2 separate regions of the Homo sapiens genome follow, and region 2 is linked to region 1. A link is a loop called in an ENCODE intact Hi-C map of the cell type or tissue named here. Cell type or tissue: OCI-LY7. All regions are shown on one strand. Links, peaks and the distances in the headings refer to the core of each region. The heading gives the core; the rest is flanking DNA. Region 1 has its middle 190 kb from the start of CT66. Region 2 overlaps AUTS2 (activator of transcription and developmental regulator AUTS2).

Region 1 (16,128 bases), core at 3,872-11,871:
CGGAGACTGTTTGAGTTTTAAATACCACGCAGGGAAGACCCTGATGAGAGGGTGACGTTTGAATCAAGTCTTGAAAGAGGTGAAGAAGTGAGCCATGAAGTTGCCTGGGGGAAAAGCCTTCTGTGTAAAAGCTAGCAGCCCGGGTAACTGCCCAGGGAGGGTGCCTGGTGTGTTTGAGAAAACAGCAAGGAGGCCGGTGTAGCTGGCCTGGTACGGGTGAGGGTGAGAAGAATGGGAATGAGGAAACTGTGACTTCAGGACCAGATCATCTACAACCTTGTGGGTCATTCCAAGGACTGTGGCTTTTACTCTGAGTGAAATGGGAAGCCCATGGAAGGTTTAGAGCAGCAGAGGGATAGGATCCCATTGAATTTGTAAAAACTGAATTAAAAAAATTAAAAACACACCATGTTGGGAGGCCGAGGCGGGTGGATCATGAGGTCAAGAGGTCGAGACCATCCTGGCCAACATGGTGAAACCCTGTCTCTACTAAAAATACAAAAATTAGCCAGGCGTGGTGGCGGGCACCTATAGTCCCAGCTACTCGGGAGGCTGAGGCAGGAGAATCGCTTGAACCCGGGAGGCAGAGGTTGCAGTGAGCCGAGATCATGCTATTGCACTCCAGCCTGGCAACAGAGTGAGACTCTGTTCTCAAAAAAAAAAAAAAAAAAAATTAAAAACAGCTTTATTGAGATAAAAGTGACATAGGGTAAATGACACTTATTTATTGCTTTTTTAAGTTGTAGATCTTTTTTAAGCTGTAGATTTAATGGATATAACTTGATGTGTTTGGAGAAAAGTTTACACCTCTGAAGCCATGAAACCATCATCACAATGCTGTTCAATGTATCTATCACTTCCAGTACGTTTCCCTCACCTCCCCTTCCCTGCTCTGCCCCACTGTAGGCTATACACATTTCAAGTGTGCAATGTGGTAATTTAAAAAAAGTGTAGGCTGGTTGTGATGGCTCATGCCTGTAATCTCAGCACTTTGGGAGGCCAAGGTGGGCGGATCACTTGAGGCCAGGAGTTTAAGACCAGTCTGGGCAACATGGTGAAACCCCATCTCTACTAAAAAAATATATAAAAATTAGCTGGGCCTGGTGGCACATGGCTGTAATCCCAGCTACTTGGGAGGCTGAGGCAGGAGAATTACTTGAACCCTGGAGGTGGAGGCTGCAGGGAGCCGAGATCTCACCACTGCACTCCAGCCTGGGCGATAGAGTGAGACTCTGTCTCAAAACAAAAACAACACAAAAAATTTAATTGTGGTAAAATACACATAACATAAAATTTACCATCTTTGCCATAGTGTAGTGTGTAGTTCATTAGCATTAAGACCATTCACATTCTTGAGTAACCAATCTGCAGAACTTCATTTTGCAAAATAGAAACTCTACACTCATTAAACAATTCCCCATTGTCCCCTCCCCGAGCCCCTGGCAAACACCATGTAACTTTCTGTCTCTATGATTTTTTTTTTTTTTTTTTAGACAAAGTCTTGCTCTGTTGCCCAGGCTGGAGTGCAGTGGTGTGGTCTCAGCTCACTGCAACCTCTGCCTCCCAGGCTCAAGCAATTCTCCTTCCTCAGCCTCCTGAGTAGCTGGGATTACAGGCACGCGCCACTATGACCAGCTAGTTTTTGTATTTTTAGTAAAGATGGGGTTTCACCATGTTGCCCAGGCTGGTCTCCAACTCCTCACCTCAAGTGATCCACCCGCCTCAGCCTCCCAAAGTGCTGGGATTACAGGCGTGAGCCACCATGCTGGGCCCAATACTTGTCTTTTGATGACTGGCTTATATCACAAAACATAATGTCCTCAAAGTTCATCTATGTTGTATCACGTGACAGGATTTTCCTTCCATTATAATATATATGCCACATTTAAAAATCCATTTATCTGTCAATAGACCTTAGGTTGCTTCAGCTTTTTGGCAATTATGAATAGCGCTACTATGAATATGGGTGTATAAATATCTCTTGGAGATCCTGCTGTCAATTCTTTTGGGTATATACCCAGAAATAGAATTGCTGGATCATATGGTGACGCTATTTTAAAGTTTTTGAGGAGTGGCCATACTGTTTTCTATAGCAGCTGCACCATTTTATATTCCCACCAAGAGGTGCAAGGGTCCCAGTTTCTTCACATCTTTGCCAACACTTGTTATTTTCTTTCTTGTCTTTTCTTTCTTTCGGCTTTTTGTTTTGTTTTGTTTTGTTTTTTGCTTTTTGACACAGTCTTGCTCTGTCACCAGGCTGGAGTGCAGTGGTGCAGTCTTGGCTCACTGCAACCTGTGTCTCCCAGGTTCAAGCAATTATCCCACCTCAGCCTCCCAAGTAGCTGGGACTACAGGTGCCTGCCACCATGCCCAGCTAATTTTTGTATTTTTAGTAGAGACAGGGTTTCACCATGTTGACCAGGATGGTCTCGATCTCTTGACCTCGTGATCTGCCCACCTTGGCTTCCCAAAGTGCTGGGATTACAGGTGTGAGCCACTGCACCCGGCCTCTTTTCTTTCTTTCATAGTAACCATCCTAAGTGTGTGAGGTGGTATCTCTTTGTGGTTTCGATTTGTATTTCCCTAATGATGTCTGAAGTTGAGCATCTCTTCATATGCTTATTGGCCATTTGTGTATCTTCTTTTTAAAAATATCTATTCAAGTGCTTTGCCCATTTTTTCTTTCTTTCTTTTTTTTTTTTTTTTTTTTTTTGCCAGGATCTCACTCTGTCACCCAGGCTGGAGTGCTGGAGTGCAGTGGCACTATCTCTGCTCATTGCAACCTCCGCCTCCCGGGTTCAGGTGACCTTCCCACCTTAGCCTCCTGAGTAGCTGGGATTACAGGTGCATGCCACTATGCCTGGCTAATTTTTTGTATTTTTGGTAGAGATGGTGTTTTGTCATGTTGCCCAGGCTGGTCTTGAACTCCCGGGTTCAAATGATCTACCTGCTTTTGGTCTCCCAAAGTGCTGCGCTTACGGGCATGAGCCACTGTGGCCGGCCTTTTGTCCGTTTTTTTCATGGGATCGTTTATTATTATTATTTGTTGTTGAGATGCAGGTGTTCATTTTTATATTCTGGACATCAGTCCCTCATTAGGTATATTATTTGCAAATATTCGCTCCAATTCAGTAGGTTACCTTTTTACTCTGTTGATTGGGTCCTTTGTTGCACAGATGTTTTTAATTTTGATGTAGTCCAATTTATCTATTTTTACTTTCATTGCCTATGGTAACTTGATAAGTTTTTACACGTATACACACCTGTGAAACCATTGCCACAATCAAGATAGTAAGCTCGTCCAGCATTCCCAGAAAATGTGTCCTCATGCCTCTTTGCAATTTCTCCTTCCTCATCTTCTCCTCTCCTTCATCACTTGTCCCCAGGTAGCCACTGATCTGTTTTTTAGTCATTACAGGTTATTTTTTTTCTAGAATTTTATATAAATGGAATCATACAGCATGTACTCTTTTTTTTTTTTTTTGGTCTGATTTCTTTTTCCACAGCATAATTATTTTGAGATTCATTCATTTTGTATCAATAATTCACTCCTTTCCATTTTATCACCATACACCCATCAAAATTTGTTTATCTAATTATCTGGATATCTGGGTTGTTTGTAGTTTTGGGTTAGTAAAAACGAAGTTGCCAAAGGCCAGGCGCGGTGGCTCAAGCCTGTAATCCCAGCACTTTGGGAGGCTGAGGCGGGCGGATCACGAGGTCAGGAGATCGAGACCATCCTGCCTAACACGGTGTAACCCTGTCTCTACTAAAAATACAAAAAATTAGCTGGGCCTGGTGGCGGGCACCTGTAGTCCCAGCTACTCGGGAGGCTGAGGCAGGAGAATGGCATGAACCTGGGAGGCGGAGCTTGCAGTGAGCCCAGATAGCGCCACTGCACTCCAGCCTGGGCGTCAGAGTGAAACTCCATCTCAAAAAAAAAAAAAAAAAATGAAGTTGCTATGAACATTCAGGTACAAGTCTTTGTAAAGACATATGCTTTCTCTTCTCTGCAACAGATATGTAGGAGGGGAATGGCTGGATCTTATGGTGGGCATAGGTTTAACTTCTTAAGATATTGTCAAACTTTTTCCCAATGTGATTGCACTATTTCATATCCCCACTACCAGTATGAGAGATCTAATTCCTTCACACTCTTGCCAACATATGGTATGATCAGTTATTTTAATTTTAGTATTTCTAATAGCTGGGTGGTGGTACCTTATTGTGTGTGTGTGCGTGTGTGTGTGTTTTAGAAACAGGGTCTCACTCTGTCACCCAGGCTGGAGTGCAGTGGTATGAGCATAGCTCACAGTAACCTCAAACTCCTGGCCCAGGGGATCCTCCCGCCTCAGCCTCCTGAGTAGCTGAGACTACAGGCACACACTATCATGCCAGCTTATTATTTTATTTTCTGTACAGATGAGGTCTTACTATGTTGCCCAGGCTGGGCTTGAACTCCTGGCCTCAAGTGATCTTCTTGTCTTGGGCTTTCAAAGTGCTGGGATTATTCACGTTGAGCATCTTTTCATGTGCATATCTCTTCTTCAGTAAAGTGTCTGTTTAAAGTGTTTGCCAGTTTTTAAAATTTGGATTGCTTATCTTCTAATTATTGAATTTTGAGTGTTTTACAGTTTACTCTGGATCCAAGTCCTTTGTCAGATACCGGTTTTGCAAATATTCTCCTCTAGTCTGTGACTTGTCTTTTTATAGTTTTTAACAGCATCATTTGAAGAGCAGATTTTAATTTTGACAAAGTCTAATTTGTCAGCTTTTTTTTTTTTTTTTGAGACCGCGTCTCACTTTGTCACCCAGGCTGGAGTGCAGTGGCACCATCTCGGCTCATTGCAACCTCTGCCTCCCAGGTTCAAGTGATTCTCATGCCCCAGCCTCCCAAGTAGCTGGGACTACAGGCACATGCCACCATGCCCAGGTTAAGTTTTATTTTTAGTAGAGACAGGGTTTCACCATGTTGACAAGGCTGGTCTTGAACACCTGACCTCAAGTAATCCACCCACCTCAGCCTCCCAAAGTGCTGGGATTACAGGTGTGAGCCACCACGTCTGGCCTGTCAGTTCTTTTTATAGGTTTGTTCTTTTATGGTGTGGTCCCACTTAAGGTTTTAAGAGGATCTCTCTGGCCACTATTGAGAAGAGAGTTGGAGGTGGCTGTGGGGAGACCAGTTAAGAGGCGATAACAAGAAATCAGGCAAGCCTGGGCGCGGTGGCTCACGCCGGCAATCCCAGCACTTTGGGAGGCCGAGGCGGGCGGATCACCTGAGGTCAGGAGTTGGAGACCAACCTGGCCAACATGGTGAAACCCCATCTCTACTAAAAATACAAAAATTAGCCTGGTGTGGTGGTGCATGCCTGTAATCCCAGCTACTCAGGAGGCTGAGGCAGGAGAATCACTTGAACCCAGGGGGCGGAGGTTGCAGTGAGCCGAGATCGCACCACTGCACTCCAGCCTGGACGACAGAGTGAGACCGTGTCTTAAAAAAAAAAAAAAAGAAAGAAATCAGGCAAGGGATGATGATGGCTTGGACCAGGGTGGTTGTAGTGGAGGTGATGAGAAGACGAGGGATTTGGGGCTATGCTGAATCTAGGACCAATGGGATTTTCTGATGGATTGGATGTGAGATGTAAAACAAGGAGAGAAAGCAAAGAGACTCCAGCAGAAGGGCCGGAAGGGTGGTTTTACCCTTACATGAGACTGCAAGGCAGTGGCAGAACAGGTGAGGGCAAAGACGTGGAGCCCCATGTTTGACCTATTAGGTTTGAGATGCCTGTTGACATCCCAAGTGGAATAGGTGTTTGGACATATGAGTCTAGGCTCACTGTGATTCAGCCTCTGGTCATGCTAGGTTCTATGTTATCTTCTGGTATTCCTCTTCTGGATTTATATCCTCCGCTGAACTTGTCACTTCCTTTATTGGAGCCATATACTTACTAACTGCACACATTCTGAGTCATGTAGGCAGTTGTTCAGGACTCGAGCTCAACTTGGATCAGCTATGTTTCTGTCTCTCATCAACTCATATGCCGATTTGTCCTTCACAAGCCCGTGACAATGCAGGAGCCGTGAGTGAAGTCACTTTCCACGCATGGCTTTGGACTGGGTAGAGATTTTCAAGCCTTGCTGACTTTTGGGAAGAAAAAGCCTAAGGCTGCCTCTAGGTCCGTCTCTCATTATCCTGAAGCCTGTCCCTCTGGTGATTTGCATTTTTCTCCATTTGTAGATTTAAATGAATCTGAGGATAATGCTGTCTGCTGTCCAACTCTTCCTGCCTATTGACCAAATCACAAAAGGGAGGCATAACCACCTAGTCCTCGGTCCTGCAGGTCAAAGAAGCTACGTGGAAGGTTACCGGCTTTTTTTTTTCTTTTTTTTTTAATATTTATTTTTTTAAATTTTCTATTTCCATAGGTTATTGGGGAACAGCTGGTATTTGGTTACATAAGTCCTTTAGTAGTGATTTGGGAGATTTTGGTGCACACATCACCTGAGCAGTATACACTGAACCCAATTTGTAGTCTTTTGTCCCTCACCCCTTTCCCATCCTTTCCCCCTGAGTTCCCAAAGTCCATTGTGTCATTCTTATGCCTTTGCATCCTCATAGCTTAGCTCCCGCTTATGAGTGAGAACATACGATGTTTGGTTTTCCATTCCTGAGTTACTTCACTTAGTATAATAGTCTCCAATTCCATCCAAATTGCTGCAAATGCCATTAATTCATGCCTTTTTATGGCTGAGTAGTATTCCATCGTATATATGTACTACAGTGTCTTTATCCACTCATTGATTGATGGGCATTTGGGTTGGTTCCACGTTTTTGCAATTGCAAATTGTGCTGCTATAAACATGCATGTGCAAGTATCTTTTTTGTATAATGACTTTTTTTCCTCTGGGTAGATGCCCAGTAGTGGGATTGCTGGATCAAATGGTAGTTCTACATTTAGTTCTTTAAGGATTCTCCATACTATTTCTGGAAGGTTACTGTTCATCCAGATGAAACTTGAGTCCATTTCCCAACTATGCAGAGATTTGTTTTGTGTTTTGAGTATTGGGTTTAAGAAAAATACTTCTTTTTTTTTTTTTTTTTTTTTGAGACAGAGTCTTGCTTGAGTGCAGTGGCACAATCATAGTTCAGTGCAACCTAGAACTCCTGGGCTTAAGCAATCCTTCCATCTCAGCCTCCCCAGTAGTTGGGACTACAGGCATGCACCACCATGCCTGGCCAAGGGAAAGACTTCATCTTTAAGGAAGATCGAATAACCAGCAGGGGTATATTACTGAGGCCAATAAATGCCTCTTTGGTCCTCTGGGCAAGTGAAGCAGTGCCATCAGCTGGCTGGTCCCACACACCACATGGTGTCCCCAGGGGGGATGTATGCTGAGTTTATTATTTCAAATATCTTAGATGCAGAGTTCCCAGATGTAATATTAGGCTCCCCAGAAGGTGCCAATTCATTAGAGTAGCTTTCAGTATATTTTAATTTTGTTTCTCACCAGATCGCTACTTGTACTAAAACCAAAATAATTCCAAAAAGAAAAGTGATTTATACACCTCCCTTGTTCATGCAGTGGCGATTTTCATTGTTCCTTTCTCCTTCTATGTCTTTGTCCATTCTCATCATGTTTACATTGTTGTAAGTCATTGTGTATATGCATTTGAAGTGATACAATTTTGTATTATCATTATTCATTTTTTTTTTTTTTGAGACAGGGTCTTGCTGTGTCACCCAGGCTGCAGTGCAGTGGTGGTGTGAGCTCTGCTTACTGCAGCCTCGATCTCCTGGGCTCAATCATCCCTCCCACCAGATGGCACAACAGGCATGTGCCACCATACCCAGCTTGTCTTCATATTTTTGTAGAGATAGGGTTATACCATGTTGCCCAGGCTGGTCTCAGGTGATCTGCCTGCCTTGGTCTCTCAAAATGCTGGGATTATATGCATGAGCCACTGCGTCCAGCCTGAAGAGCTTTACTTAATCCTCATAATCACTCTTTAGATATTGTCATTAGCCCCATTTTACAGATAAGGAAAATGAGGCATATATATATATATATATATATACACACACACACACACATATATACACATATATGTATATATGTATACGTGTACATATATACATATGTATACCGACACACACAAATACATATATACACATATATGTAAATTTATTTTTCTTGTTAGAAATGACATTGCAAAAAACATCTCATGTAGTTTTATTTTTTTAATCTTTAAAAATTCCTTAGGATAAAGGGATATTATGAAATTTTAAGATGATCCCTGATGTCCAATCTCGTATGAGTCAACTCGCTTTACCACAGTGTTGTAATACTAGGTAACTCTTAAAATTCTCCTAATGTAGGGGCCTGGGCATGGTGGCTCATTGCCTGTAGTCCCAGAACTTCAAGAGGTTGAGGCGGGAGGATCACTTGAGGGGAGTGGATCACTTGAGGCGAGGAGTTTGAGACCAGCCTGGCCAGCATGGCAAGACACCGTCTCTACTAAAAATACAAAAATTTGCCGGGCGTGGTGGCACATATCGGTAATCCCAGCTACTTGGGAGGCTGAGACATGAGAATCACTGGACCCTGGGAGGCGGAGGCTGAAGTGAGCTGAGATTGCACCACTGCACTCCAGCCTGGGTGACAGAGCGAGAGACTCTGTCTCAAAAAACAACCCAACTATCTTAATGTAGTGAGTGTAAGATGCTCCCACACTGTTCTATTTCTTTGATCACAGCAAAATTGAACATTTTTTCACACACTTGTTTGCTAATAGTATCTCTTTTTTCATGAATTGTCTTCTCAAGTTCTTTGCCAGTTTACATATTGGAGACTTAATTTTTTTTTTTTTTTTTGGTATCGACATGTGTAAGTCCTTATTTTTTTTGTTCCAACATGCGTTAAGTTCTTTTTTTTTGAGATGGAGTTTCACTCTTGTTGCCTGGGCTAGAGTGCAATGGCGTGATCTTGGCTTGGCTCACTGCAATCTCTGCCTCCCGGGTTCAAGCGATTATCCTGCCTCAGCCTCCCAAGTAGCTGGGATTACAGGTGCCCTCCACAACACCGGGCTAATTTTTTTGTATTTTAAGTAGAGACGGGGTTTCACTACGTTGGCCAGGCTGGTCTCCAACTCCTGATCTCAAGTGATCCACCTGCCTCAGCCTCCCAAAATGCTGAGATTACAAGCATGAGCCACTGTGCCCAGACCAACATGCGTAAGCTGTTCACATAACACAGAACTTTTTGTTATATTTGCCGTGAACATTTGCTCCAGATAGCTTCCCTTTGATTTTAGCTTTGGAAGTTTTGTCAAGTGGTTGTTTACTTTGATAACATACAAACCATCCATCCTCTGTGATTTCTTTCAACTTAACTTGTAAAGTTACCACCCTTTGTGCTTGCGTTAGCAGCACATATACTGAAGTTGCAACAGTACAGTGGAAATTTGCATGGCCCTTGCATCAGGATGACATAGATTTATAAAGTCCATATTTTTTGTAGTATAAGAATATAGACCAGGCTTGGTGGCTCACGCTTGTAATCCCAGCACTTTAGGATGCCGAGGCTGGTGGATCACCTGAGGTCAGCAGTTTGAGACCAGCCTGGCCAACATCGTGAAACTCCGTCTCTACTAAAAATACAAAAATGAGCTGGGCGTGGTGGTGGGCGCCTGTAATCCCAGCTACTCGGGAGGCTGAGGCGAGAGAATCGCTTGAACCTGGGAGGAGGAGGTTGCAGTGAGCCAAGATCGTGCTGTTGCACTCCAGCCTGGGCAACAAGAGCGAAATTCCGTCTAAAAAAAGAAAGAAAAAAAGAATTATATCTGAGTGAAGCTGTTACAACACCCTCCTCCCCACAAAAAAACTTATCATCCCTCTGAAGATTTGAAGCAGTACAGTAAAACAAGTTTCTTTTTAGAGGTGAGAATTCTCTTTAAGCTTTTCCTATCCATATTCATGTTATCTGTGCCTATAATTTTCTTTTTGTGTGTTTTATCTTTATCAGGGTCTGAGAAGAAGTTCATGCTTGCCAAATAGACATAAAGGAACTCATCTCTTTTTGCACACATTATTATTTTTTTTTTTTTTTAGACAGGGTCTCACTCTGTTACCCAGGCTGGAGTGCAGTGGTGCAAACACAGCTCACTGCAGCCTCAACCTTTCAGGCTCAAGTGATCCTCCTATCTCAGCCTCCCAAGTATCTGAGACTACAGGCACACATACCCTATGTCCGGTTAATTTTTGTATTTTTAGTAGAGATGGGGTTTTGCCATGTTGCCCAGGCTGGTCTCAAATGCCTGAGCTCAAGCAATCCGCCTACCTGGGCCTCCCAAAGTGCTAGGATTATAGGTATGAGCCACCACACCAGGCCCACTCTGTATGCTTTATACAACATTAAAATTATCTGTTTCTTAAACATATAAAAATTGCCCTGGTGGAAATAATGGGACCAACTGCAGTTTTGGGATTGTTATTGGATGATTTTCTCAATTTTTTTCTTAGTTGTTATTCTGTTTGGATTTATACTTAGATTATTTTTAGTAATCTATATCTTTCTAGAAATTATTTCATTGAGGATTTCAGTTTATTAGTCTAGAAGAATGCATAACATTCTCTTTGGATTTTGGGGAAAATCTATTTTCTATAAATTGTCCTATCTCCTTTCTCATTTCTAATTAAAAATATTCCCTTAATTAAATTTGTCAGAGGTTTATTTTAGTCACCTTATCAAAAAAAACCAGCTTTTGAACTCATTTATCATTTTACTGCTTTATGTTGTACAAAGTATTTATTTCAGGTTTTATCTTTATTTACCACCTCTTTAAAAATTGCTTTTCTGCTTAACTTTTAAATGACAGGCTTTGTTAATATCAGTTTGGATAATCCCAGCCTGAATAAGATTCTGATGCCTGACACACTGGTGGGGGGAGAAGCTGATGGATTATCATTGTATGTTTATCAGTCAGGCACCAGTGAGGACAACAATAGGGCCCACACCAGCTAATTCAATAGAAGAAATTAAAATACAGGGAACTAGTTGTCAGATGCTGGAAGAGTTGAAAGTCAAATGAGCTAGTGAGTCATTGCAGAGATGAGCAACAGCAGCAAGCTGTGACTCCCCACCCACACACAGCTGGAGGGACAGAAGACAGAGGGAATGTCACCAGATTCCAGGAGCTGGGATATGTGCTGAGACCCAGCACAGCTCTCATGAGACACTCCAGAAGGGATAGATGGGGAAAGGGTTGGGGAAGAAAAGGGGTGGGGAGGAATAACTTTTACTACTCCTCTCCCTGCAGTCTCCTGCCAGTGCCACTCTTTGGTGGAAATTCACCAGAAGCCAGTTGATCAAGGAGCCTGAGAAACGTAATTTCCACGGGCCAGGCCCCTGTGACAGGAGCAGAACCAGGAAAAGCAGGCAGCCCATGGGCCTGAGAATAGATAATGACTAGCAGGCACTTTGCATTTAAATGCAGGTTAGGTCAGAAGGGCTTGTGATGCTCCACTGTCTTAGTCTGCTTGTGCTGCGGTAACAGATTACAACAGATTGGGTAATTTACAAAGAGCAGAAATTTATTTCTCACAGCTCTGGAGGCTGGGAAGTCCAAGATCAATGTGCTGGCATCTGGTGTGGGCTTTCTTGTTGTGTTCACACATGGCAGAAAGCAGAAGGGAAATTGAGAGTAGACCCACTCCGGCAAGCCCTTTTTACAGTGGCATTAATCCATTTACAAGGGCAGATCCCTCATGACCTAAATGCCTCCCAAAGGGCCCCACCTCCCAACACTGTTGCATTGGGGATGAAGTTTCCAACACATGAATTTTGGAGGAGACACATCCAAACCATAGAATTCACAGACGACAGAGCTAGCACCAGGATGCTGTAAACATCTTCGCTAAGTCCTGCTGGGTCCTAGCTTCTGGACTCCTTCCTTATTCTCCCTTTTCTCTTCTTCTTTGAGACTGCTAAGCTAAGCCATTTAAAAGGGGTAAGTCAGGTTTTTGTGCTGGTTCTTCCTCCAGTCAGCTCTGTTTCCTTTGGCCATCAAGGTTAAAAGCCTTGATTTTAACCTGACCCTGTGCTCAGGGATGCCCAGGTCTTTATCTCTAGTCTTGGCTTCTTTCCTTGGCTCTGGCCCTGTATTTCTAATGGCTTGCTGGATGTCAGTGATGCCTCAAAATTGCTGCAAATTGAATTTTTGATCTTCTCTTCTCCCCAATCTGTTTTGTTTCCTTCATTCTTTTCTCAGTTGATAGAAACGCCTCCATTCAGACATCAGAGCTGGCTAAGGATGGATCAAGCCTTAACCCTTCCTTCTTTCTTACATTCTGTATGGGCGTCCACAGAACTACCTAATTCTATGCCCTAAGATGTCCATGTATTTCTTCTTTTATTTCTTTAAAGACAGGGTCTTACTCTGTTGCCCAGGCTGTGCAGTGGTGCAATCATAGCTCACCACAGTCTAGAATTCCTGGGCTCAAGCAATCCTCCTACCTCAGCCTCCCCAGTAGCTGGGACTACAGGCACATACCACCATGCCTAGCTTATATATATATATATATATATTTTTTTTTTTTTTTTTTGAGACAGATTCTTGCTCTGTCACCCAGGCTGGAGTGCAGTGGTGTGATCTTGGCTCACTGCAAGCTCCACCTCCCGGGTTCACGCCATTCTCCTGCCTCAGCCTCCCGAGTAGCTGGGACTACAGGCACCCGCTACCATGCCTGGCTAATTTTTTGTATTTTTAGTGAGATGGGGTTTCACCGTGTTAGCCAGGATGTTCTCTATCTCCTGACGTCGTGATCTGCCTGCCTCGGCCTCCCAAAGTGCTGGGATTACAGGCGTAAGCCACTGCGCCTGGCCTATATATATATTTTTGAGATGGAGTCTCACTCTGTCGTCCAGGCTGGAGTGCAGTGGCATGATCTTAGCTCACTGCAATCTCTGCCTCCTGGGTTTAAGTGATTCTCCTGCCTCAGCCTCCTGAGTTGTGGGGATTACAAGTGTGCACCATCACGCCTGGCTAATTTTTGTATTTTTAGTAGAGATGGGGTTTCACCATGTTGATCAGGCTGGTCTTGAACTCCTGGCCTCAAGCGATCCACCCACCTCAGCCTCCCAAAGTGCTGGGATTACAGGCATGAGCCACTGTGCTGGCCATTAATTAATTTTTTATTATAGTCTTGCTGTGTTGCCCAGGCTGGTCTCGATATCCTGGCCTCAAGCAATCCTACCACTGTTGCCTCCCAAAGTGCTGGGATTACAGGCATGAGCCACTGTGCCTGGCCTGTTTCTTCTTATTTCTACTGCACCTGCACCAGCTCTGACCTCATTATTTCTCCTCTGGCCTCTAACAGCAACCTCCAAGCCAGTCTCCTTTCCTCCAGTCTCCCCGTCTCATTCCATTCTCCACTGACACCACAGCAATCATTTTGGAAATACAAGTTGGATCAAGTTATTTAAGGCCACAAATTCCAAAGGTCCCCCAAGTGTTCAGGATTTGCCTCAGCCTCTGCACTCTTCCCACTTCATCTTTTGTCATTTTCTACACTGCTGTCTGGTCCAATCCTGCCAGACTACGTTTGCTCCCCTGAGAAGGCCAGTTTCTTTTGTTTTCCTGAACCTAGGCACTTGCTGCTTTCTCTGGGTCCTGTGTAAGGCAGCAGTTCTCACAATGGGATCCCTGGACCAGCATCAGCAACATCATCACGTGGGAACCTGTTAGAAAGGCAAATTCTCGGGTCCTACCCAGACCTACTGAATCAGAACTTTTGGCCTGGGGCTTGGGAATCTGGGTTTTAAAAAAGCCCCCTAGAAGATTTAAATTCAAGGGAAGGTTGAGGAGTCACTATTATAAGGAAACTCCTCTTACACCTTGAATTCTGCTCAATTGCAGATGGGAGCTCTGTGTAGCCATTCCTGTTACCCCTGGATGGAGTTACTTGCCCCCTCCTGGATTTTCTCCCAGCACTTTACCAATGTCTCTACTAGAGCTGTTAAAAACCAGTTGGCAGGGCGAGGTGGCTCACGGCTGTAATCCCAACGCTGTTGGGAGGCTGAGGTGGGATTATGGCTTGAGACCAGGAGTTCAAGACCAGCCTGAACAACATGGCGAGTCCCTGTCTCTACAAAAATAAACAATAAAAATTAGCTGGACACGATGTCACGTATTTGTAGTCCCAACTACTTGGGAGGCTATGGTGGGAGGATCTCTTGAGCCCAGGAATTCCAGGCTTCAGTGAGCTATGATTGTGCCACTGCACTCCAGCCTGGGTGACAGAATGAGACCCCCATCTCTAAAAACAAAACAAACTAGTCTGTGTATTAAAATAGACTTTGAGTTCTTCAAAAGAAAAGGCTGTATCTCATTCATCTTTATTTTCTGAGTTCCTAGAAATTTCTAGGAAATGCATTTTCCTGGGAAATGCTCAGAGTTCGTACATACACACATGCACACACACACACAAACACACACAAATGCACCTGTGAATAAATACAATAAATAAAAATTCAACAAACACTACATAATGCTGACAGCCAGGTACTGTCCTGAACACTGTAAAAATTTCAAAATTCTTAATCCTGGCAGGGCACGGTGGCTCACGTCTGTCATCCCAGCACTTTGGAAGGCTGAAGCGGGCAGATCACTTGAGGCCAGGAGTTTGAGACTAGCCTGGCCAACATGATGAAATCCTGTCTCTACTACTCTACTAAAAATACAAAAAAGTTAGCCAGGCATGGCAGTGCATGCCTGTATTCCCAGCTACTCAGAAGGCTGAGGCACAAGAATTGTTGCACCCAGGAGGTGGAGGTTGCAGTGAGCCAAGATCATGCCACTGCATTCCAGCTGGGGCAACAGAGTGAGACCCTGTCTCAAAAAAGAAAAAAACAATTCTTAATCCTAATAGAAACCATAAGCATTGGGGACAACTATAATAACCACTTTCCAGATGAAGAAATTGAGGCAGAGAAAGGTTAGTGTAACTCACAGCCATGCAGAGGGTGAGTGGCAGAGCTGTGGTTTGGATTCTGACACTTTGGCCGCAGATTTGAGGCTGTCGATCCTGATTCCACATTGCCTCTCTGCAGCATGAACCATGTTAAAAGCGTGCGCAGAGGGGCTGTAGAATGGGCAAACTGTACCATTCTCCATTGCAGAAGTTCTCCGTGGCACTGTGCGTGGCTGTTTCTCCAGCTTATGTGGCCTCCAAAGCCATGGAGTGGGTTCAGGTCAGGGTGGCTGTCAACAGGCTCACGATTTCTGCTTAGCATTTGTTTTCCTATAGCTGCAGAAGCCCTGGGCTAATTTTCAGGAAGAGCTTTACTTGCTTTGAGGGCCAGCAATCTCTCTCCTCACTCCAGGAGGTCTCAGGCGCCTGCTCAAGTTGTGGTTTTCAGTCTTGAATGAGTCAGACTATCTCTTGGAAGGATTTTTGAGACCTTTAAGAAAAAAATGCATGACAGTATTCTCCCCAGGATAGCATGGGCCCTGCCCAGAGATTGCTTGGCTTACTTGGAGATTTATGTAAGTGAATTCCATGTCTGAAACATTCACCCCCCCACTTCCACTTGGTTTTCCAAAGCAGAGGATTTCTGGAGTTCTCCAAACAAAAGGCCCTGTTTTAATACCCAAGTACAGAGGGTCTCTGACTTGCAATGTCAACTTGGTGTGTCCAGAATTGGTGGGTTCTTGGTCTCACTGACTTCAAGAATAAAGCCGCGGACTCTCGCGGTGAGTGTTACAGCTCTTAAGGTGGCGCGTCTGGAGTTTGTTTCTTCTGATGTTCGGATGTGTTCGGAGTTTCTTCTGGTGGGTTCGTAGTCTCGCTGGCTCAGGAGTGAAGCTGCAGATCTTCGCGGTGAATGTTACAGCTGTTAAGGCAGCGCGTCTGGAGTTGTTCGTTCCTCCTGGTGGGCTCCTGGTGTCGCTGGCTTCAGGAGTGAAGCTGCAGACCTTGGCAGTGAGTGTTACAGCTCATAAAAGCAGTGTGGACCCAAAGACTGAGCAGTAGCAAGATTTATTGCAAAGAGCAAAAGAACAAAGTCCCCACACTGTGGAAAAGGACACCAGCAGGTTGCTACTGCTGGCTGGGGCAGCCTGCTTTTAAT
Region 2 (8,000 bases), core at 1-8,000, 490 kb before region 1:
TATTTTAGTTATTTTTAAATGAACAATTAAATTTTTTACTATCTAAATGTACATTTAAAAATAAAACAAAACCAAAATAGAAATTTCCTTTTACTCATTTCTCCTTAAAATACCGCTCTCTTTCCTCCCTTTCACATCCAATTTTCTCACTGTTCTGCTGCAATATCCCAGCACTCCCAACTTTACATGCATGGTACTCCCTGACATCTCTCCCCAAATCAGCCATTCCTATTAGTCTGAGACCTTGAGCCTTGTTATGATCTGAATGTTTGTGTCTCCCCAGAATATATTTTTTTTCTGAGACAGAGTTCGCTCTTGTTGCCCAGGTTGGAGTGCAACAGCACGACCTTGGCTCACTGTAACCTCCGCCTCCCCAGTTCAAGCGATTCCCTGCCTCAGCCTCCCGAGTAGCTGGGGTTACAGATGCCTGCCACCATACCCAGCCATTTTTTTTGTTTTTTTTTTTTTTTGTATTTTTAGTAGAGACGGGGTTTCACCATGTTGGCCAGGAGATGGGGGACTTTGGGAGTTGACTGGATCATGAGGGTGGAACCCTCATGAAGGGGATTAGTGCCCTTATAAAGGGCCTAAGGGAGTCTATTTGCCCCTCTACCATGTGAGAACAGGTACCATCCATGAGAAACAAGCTCTCACCAGACACAGAATCTGCTGGTGCCTCCACCTTGGACTTCCCAGCCTCCAGAACTGTGAGAAATAAATGTTTCTTGTTTATAAGCTACTCAGTTTATGACATTTTGCTAATGCAGCCTGGACAAACTAACGCAGGCCTTTACACTGATTTGCCTTGGCCTCAAAAGGCCTCTCTTACACACTCCTCCCTTTTCTAGTTCAGTGACTCTTAGCAGTGTTGCCCACTCAGGGAGACCTTTCTTGTAATACAAAGTACTCTATTCTCAGGTCTTCACTCATTCAACAATTATGTTTTGTGTGCCCAGTACATGCCAAGTACCAATGTAGCACTGACCTATGTTTAGGATGATAATGGTGTGGGGAAAAGTCACCACCCTCATAGAGCCTAGAATTTACAGGACAAATACTAATCAAATCACACAAATATATCATTGCAAACTGAGTTAACAACGCTAAAGGATAGGTTATGGGTGCTAAAACTAAGGGAAATGATATAGTCCAGAGGAGAGGGTTAGAGCTGAGAAAATGACTGCTATTTGACCTAGATCTGAAAGGCTGAACAGAGAGAACAGCTTGTGCAAAGGCCTTGAGGCAGCTGGGTGCATAATCTCTTGAAAGAATGTGAAAGAGGGGAGGGACTAAGTAGTTCATCTCAGTAATCCCAGTGCTTCACATAAGTACTTCACATAAACCAGGCAAATAGTAGGTGGCCAATGTATTAGTCAATAAATACATAAATAAAGGAGTCAACTAGTTAAAACATCCAAACCTATAAAGCACAATACTGACTTTAAAATAGTCTAAGCTGTCTCTAACATACAGTGTAGCAAGCCAGAAAGGGTGATAGAAGCAGGAAACCAAGGAATCTAGTGTGCACTGCTGGTATACACGAAGGATCACAGCAAACAGCAAGAAACCCCAGAAAAGGGGAAAGGCCTTATCCTTAAGAGTAAGAAGATATCAAAGATAACAGTCCACAAGGCAAATAAGCAGCTTCTGGCCTAACTTCCAGCTGCTACCACTGCAGACGATTAACCCTCTGCCATCGGAGAGGTAGCTCTCCTGAGGCAATGAGGATGTGGTGAAAAGTGTTTCAGGGGACAAGTCGAGATCAAAGCAAGCGCACATGGCCATTGATTTCACAGCCTTGCATGCTATGCCTAACACATAGTAAATGTTCAATGAATGGCTGCTGAATTGAATTCCTTTGTCCAGTGTCCACAACCTCAGTCAGCTATGCCAGGCATCTGCTCAGCTCAAAAATGTTCTGTGTTTAGTCTCACATTTAACCAAAATAGCTGCCATAAAGAGACACTCAGGAATAATGGCAACACTAGCAGAGGGAGCCAGGTGAGTTCCATCATGGGCTGCTTCTATATAATGTGATTAAATTGTACCACTTCTAAGTGTAATATAAAAACTCCCCACAGGGTATAAAGCTCCTTTCTTTGTCACACAACCCACCTACTGCCCTGCATCATATGCATGTAGAGGATCAGATTAATAAACAAATGATGCTTAATAATGTATCCACTGTGCTTTTAAAAAAATTATGCCATTCTCTTTGGAGACCAAATCTTTCATACTGAAGGTGCTTCCAAAGTATATTGAAAATTATGTGTAATTCCATACAAATGTGAATTAATATTTATGAGAGTATGCTATAATTTTTTCCAAATCCATTTTATTTTCATGTAGCATATTAATCAAGGAATTCTCACTGCACTGCAGAATAGCTACACAGAGCAAATGGACCCCATGCCGTGACATTAGCTTGTAAGAGACCTGCTGAAGTCTTAGCAGCAGTAGTACAATCATCTTAGCTCCAATTAATATTGAGATTTTCCACTCGGGGGGGGGGAAGAAGAGAGAGAGAGGATCAAAGTGTGTCTAGAGGTGGTGGCTTAAGAGGTAAGAAGAAATGAAGAGTCTATAACAACTTTTTATTATGTAACAGGTTTATATTTTCAGAGACTAGAGATTATCTTTATTTTTTTCAAAGATCTACCTTTATTTATAAATTACTATATAGATTTTTTGGTACAAATCCTGAATAAACCAGACCACTCTTTGTTCATTCCCTCTATAAACAGGTACTGACTGCTTACCATTTATAAAGTAAAATAACTATTTAATTTTTTCAGACTGTCTTGGAGAAAAATGACAAAAACTATCCATTATAAGCATTAAGAATCAAAGACAAAGACTGATCATAAACTAATCATCTTATCAACAGTCACAAGAGTTGTGTACATGACTACATGCCTGTGTAATTGTTTGTAAATATACACCCACCAATGCTTTCCTCCACCACCAACCAACCAGTAGCACTAATTTAAGAACTTCCTTAAGGAAACCTGGGCAGTCTCTAGTATTGCTATAATATGGGGAGGGAAATTATCTGGTATATAAAAAAACTTTTTGGGATCAATGAATGGCAATTTTCAAAGGCCTGTTGATTCATTCGTCTACCATGATCTAGGATAGTGGTTCACAAGAGAAACTGTCCATCAGAATTACCTGAAGAATTTTTTGAAAATAAGATGATTGTAGTCCATATTCTGCAAGGAAAGCATGAGCAAATGAAGAGTGGCAGAACACGCCACCCCAAAACATGCTATTTAGGCCTAAGGATTATTTTAAAGCTAAAGGCACTTGAAAAATAGAAACAAAAGAGATAGGAGAAAAGAAACATTATCACCAGAAACACCTGAGATGGGAAAAAACTCTCATGTGAAAGATGATCTCCCTATAGTAGGAAAGAAGAAATTTTCTCGTTTCTAGACATGGGGAGTCCAGAAAAATTTGTACCAACAGATCTTACTAACTCTTATCTTCCTTTAGCCACATCATTTATTTTAGTTACTTTTCCACAACGGCCACTCTGTTCAACCTACTAAATAAGGATTCAAGATTTGCCACTTTTTGGGTCTTCACTTTCCTGTGGGGGCTCCTATATATGTGTCAAAATCCATATGCTTTTCTTCTGTTAATCTATTTTACATCAATTTAATACTCAGCCTCAGCTAGAGACCCTAACAGGGTAAAGATAAAAAAAACTGCCTCCCTTACACAAGCACTAGGAGAGAAAGGCAGGAGGGCAGAAGGATAAGAAAGAAATCTGTTAAAAAAAAAAAAAAAAAAAAAAAAAACGCTTTAAGGCATTCATTTGACAGTCATAGAAGAAGCAGGAAAGAAGGCAAGAAAGCCAGGGAGCCACCAACAAGAGGCTGGCTGAGAGGCAAAAAGATTTAGACATATTGGCTGTCAATAGAGGGGGTAAGTGTACAAGCCATGCACAACAGATGTGAATAGGTTTGGAGAATAGTTGAAATTATGTGATTTTTAGGTCACTGGTGATGGAGGGCAGGGTCACAGTAGCACATATATGGAGAGGCTCAGAGACTGACAAAGGCAATTTCCTTCAACACCCCGCCTTCTTCAAAATAGGCGATCTTGCTCTTGACTTTCCCTTCTCCCAAATTACAATCTTCCACCAAAGGCCTCCTCGCCACTCTTGAATTTCAAAATGAGATGGTTCAGTGTTGTGCAAACTAAGGGAGAGTAACAAATAGCAGATGAAACACTATGTAAGCTGCAGGGCTCCATTTGCTGATTACAGATGAAGCCAGAGACAATAGAAAATGAGGGCACAATTTGTCTGCCTTGCATGAAGTGGGTTATAGAAAGTCTCCGCCTGATTTTTCCAAGCAAACTAACCTGAGGGCAGTCCATCACTTACAAAGTATTTGTGGTATATGTGTCTGCATGCACCCAAATGCATGTATATGTATGTGAGGGGCTTGCAATTTAAACTGAGCCTCTTCTGTTAGTTATCTGATCTTAGAGACCTTAAAGAAAATAACAAGCCAGGAGAAAAAGAAAAAAGTGCTTTGCCTGTCCCCAATGACACAATGACATAATGGCTGTGTCCTGTCATTTTGGTCTGTCAAGTCCCTTGCTGGTTTATTGTATACCATTTGTACTTGTTTTTGAATGGTTTTACAAACACTGATTCTACCAATAATGAGTCTCCAGTGATAAGAAATGAAAAATTAGAAAACTAGTAACTAGATAGATATGTTCACAACAGTCCCCAACTTTGGACTTTTGAGCAAATGGACTTTATGAACAGATTTTCAGAGCCTAAACTTTTTAGAAAGTAGAGAAGACTACTATCTGTAGGAATGTACAAGGCATCCAGGATGGCATTCAAACATTAATCCCTAAGATTCACATCTTTTAAAAACAAATATCAAAACACCTACTATGTGCATACACATTGCCATCTGTTGGAAATATCTAAGAAAGAATTCCTAAACTCAGGCTGCTTATCCAGGGAAACAGGCTAATCAGTGAACTATTATAGTAAAGTAGGTTAGAGGAGGAGCAAGTCAGGTGCTCTGTAGTGCCATCTTTCACACCACATTAAAATTGCATCACTATATTGGCATAAAGATAGAAAAACAGATCAAAGGAACAGAATAGTCCAGAAAGAGACCCACACATATATCAACAACTGATTTTCAGGCAAAAGCTATTCTACAGAGAAATAAGTTTTTTAAACAAATGGTGATAGAATAGGTAATCATATGCAAAATTTTAATCCACACTTCAATCTAAATAGAAAAAACTAACACAAACTATATTATAAACCTGAATGTAAAACCTAAAACCATAAAATTTCTAAGAGAAAACTCTTGTAATCTTGGGTTAAGCTAAGATTTCTTACTATGACACCAAAGGCATAATCCATAAAAGAATAAATTGATAAATTACACTTCAAGAATTAAAATTTTGCTCTTCAAAAGATACTGTCAAGAAAATAAAGTGACTGTTCTGTGAGTTACCAGGAGAGTAAAAGATACATAAATAGATAAGCCACAGAATGGAAAAATATTTTTTAAAATGTGTATCTGATAAGTTTTGTATACAGAATATATTAATTTAATAAATTCTTGGGCCAGGTGTGATGGCTCACACCTGTAATCCCAGCACTTTAGGAGGCCAAGGCAGGCAAATTGCCTGAGGTCGGGAGTTCGAGACCAGCCTGGTCAATACAAAAATTAGCTAGGTGTGGTGGTACGCGCCTATAGTCCCAGCTACTCAGGAGGCTGAGCAGGAGAATCGCTTTAACCCAGGAGGTGGAGGTTGCAGTGAGCCGAGATTGCACCACTGCACTCCAGCCTGGGCGACAGAGCAAGATTCCATCTTAAAAAAAAAAAAAAAAAAAATTCTCAAAACTAAAAAAGGAAACAACCCAATTTTTTAAATAAGCAAAAGATTCAGATACTTTGCTAAAGAAGATATCTGGGGCCAGGTGTGGCAGCTCATGCCTGTAATCCCAGCACTTTGGGAGGCCAGGGCAGATGGATCACAAGGCAGGAGATCGAGACCATCCTGACTAACGGGTGAAACCCTGTCTCTACTAAAAATACAAAAAAATTAGCTGGGCATGGTGGCATGCACCTGTAATCCCAGCTACTCGGAGGCTGAGGCAGGAGAATCGCTTGAACCCAGAGGGCAAAGGTTGCAGTGAGCCGAGATTGTGTCACTGCACTCCAGCCTGGATGACAGAGAGATACTCCATCTCAAAAAAAAAAAAAAAAAAAAAAAAAAAAAAAAAAAAAGATATCTGTCTGGAAAGTGAATGAATACATAAAACAATAGTTAACATCAGTAGTCATTAGGGAAATACAACTTAAAACCACAATGAGATACCACTACATACATATAAAATGGCTGAAATAAGAAAGAATGACCCTACCGAGAGTGGGCAAGGATGCAGAGGATGCTCATACATACACTACTGGTGAGAATATGAAACAGCACAACCACTTTGGAAGAAAGTTTAGTAGTTTCTTTAAAAGTTCTAAGTACACCGACCATATGATCCAACCGTTCTACTCCTAGGTATTTCCCTAAGAGAAATTAAAGTACATGTCTACATGAAGAGCTACACATGAATGCTCCTAGCAGATGTGCAATGCTTCTAAAACTGCAAACAACCCAAATGTACATCAATAGATGAATGGATAAACAAACTGTGGTTGTAACCAATCAATGGAATACTACTCAGCAATAAAAAGAAATAACCTCCTGATACAGGTGGCATGAATACGTCTCAAAATAAGTATGCCAAGTGAAAGAAATCAGACGGAAAAGATTATATTATGTATGATCCCATTTATATAAAATCCTAGGAAATATGAACTAATTGATAGCAACAGCAAGCAGGCTAGTGGCTTCCTGGGAGAGATAGGAAGAAGGGATTATAAAGGGACATAAGGAAACTTTTGGGGTGAACATGTTCGCTGTCTTGATTGTGGCAGTGGTTTCATGGGTATATACACATGTCAAAACTCATCAAATTGTATATTGTTAGTTTGTGCAGTTTACTGGAATGTAAATTATACCTCCATAAAGCTGGTTTTTAAAAACCAGGGGCCCTTGCCGTCATGCACAACTGGCATATAATTATCCCTAACAACTAGATTACATTCAGTTTTCATTAAAAGAAACTCATCTTTTAGAATCCTAAAACCAAGGGATGACCACGTCTGGGAGCACTGGCTTTAGGCCATAAAGTAGCCATGAAATTTCCACTGGAGACAACTCAGTTGTGAACACGAATGTCTTGACTGAGGAGCACTGCCTGGCCTTCACCTCATTTTCAGTGACAAGGTAGAGTTCGTATTTTTTTTTTTTTTTCATTTTTAACAGCCAGTTCTCAATTATTATTCAGAGGCTAACCTTTTGTAAAGTTTTCTTATCTTTCTATCTGGTAGCCTGATTACTGTTTGGCTACATCCCCTCCCATGAGCACGTTAGCCAATAAGCAAAGAAAGAAAATATAAATAAATTTTACTGCTCCTAAAATGTAAAAGAATTGAGGCAGTTTATTAAAACATACTTAATGTATATAATGATACACATATGGAATCTAAATAAAGATGAGAGGGACAAGGTTTAAAAAAATAGATCAGGTACAGATAAATTCAACATATAAAAGGCACCTGTCAATGCTGCAGTGCCACTGTCAAAGGTGAGAAGAGAACAAAACAAAAAGAAAACAAAACCACACACTGAGAAGCTCTCCTAAACTCAGCTGTGGGATGAGGTCACGACTATCCGTTTAAGTGAGATTTTTGCACACTCTGTGAATTGAAAACATCCCAGGAGTCTCCCATTCCCACAGATAATTGAGAGTTGGCTGCCGTTAGACCTTAACACGCTCAAAGTAGTTGAGTCCCTGGCAACCAGATGCTATTGCTTAAAACAGTTTAGGCTCTCAGCCCTGAAGGATTCCTAAAATTGGATTACAGTCCCTCCAGATAATCTGAGAAATA

The links. Hi-C counts contacts between places; a loop is a spot of excess contacts. Peaks named below come from ENCODE experiments on the same cell type or tissue, not always from the same donor. Only the 100,000 strongest peaks of a DNase experiment are listed, where the experiment ranks them.
Region 2: a loop joins it to region 1, with 4 times the contacts of the local background. A loop is called at or near these places in 2 of 110 quality-filtered maps.

Annotation. Positions count from the first base shown.
Region 1 is chr7:69,394,588-69,410,715 of GRCh38, reverse strand. It overlaps the pseudogene RNU6-229P. Among named protein-coding and RNA genes, the nearest start is that of CT66, 190 kb to the left of the region's middle. In OCI-LY7, for the core only: CTCF peaks have their summits at 7,170 and 7,373 (motif pointing left); a DNase peak (open chromatin) is centred at 7,335.
Region 2 is chr7:69,890,056-69,898,055 of GRCh38, reverse strand. All of the region lies in intron 1 of AUTS2 (activator of transcription and developmental regulator AUTS2), which reads right to left. Among named protein-coding and RNA genes, the nearest start is that of AUTS2, 300 kb to the right of the region's middle. In OCI-LY7, for the core only: CTCF peaks have their summits at 3,945, 4,877 and 5,083; DNase peaks (open chromatin) are centred at 3,915 and 5,065; H3K4me3 peaks cover 579 bases; H3K27ac peaks cover 1,652 bases.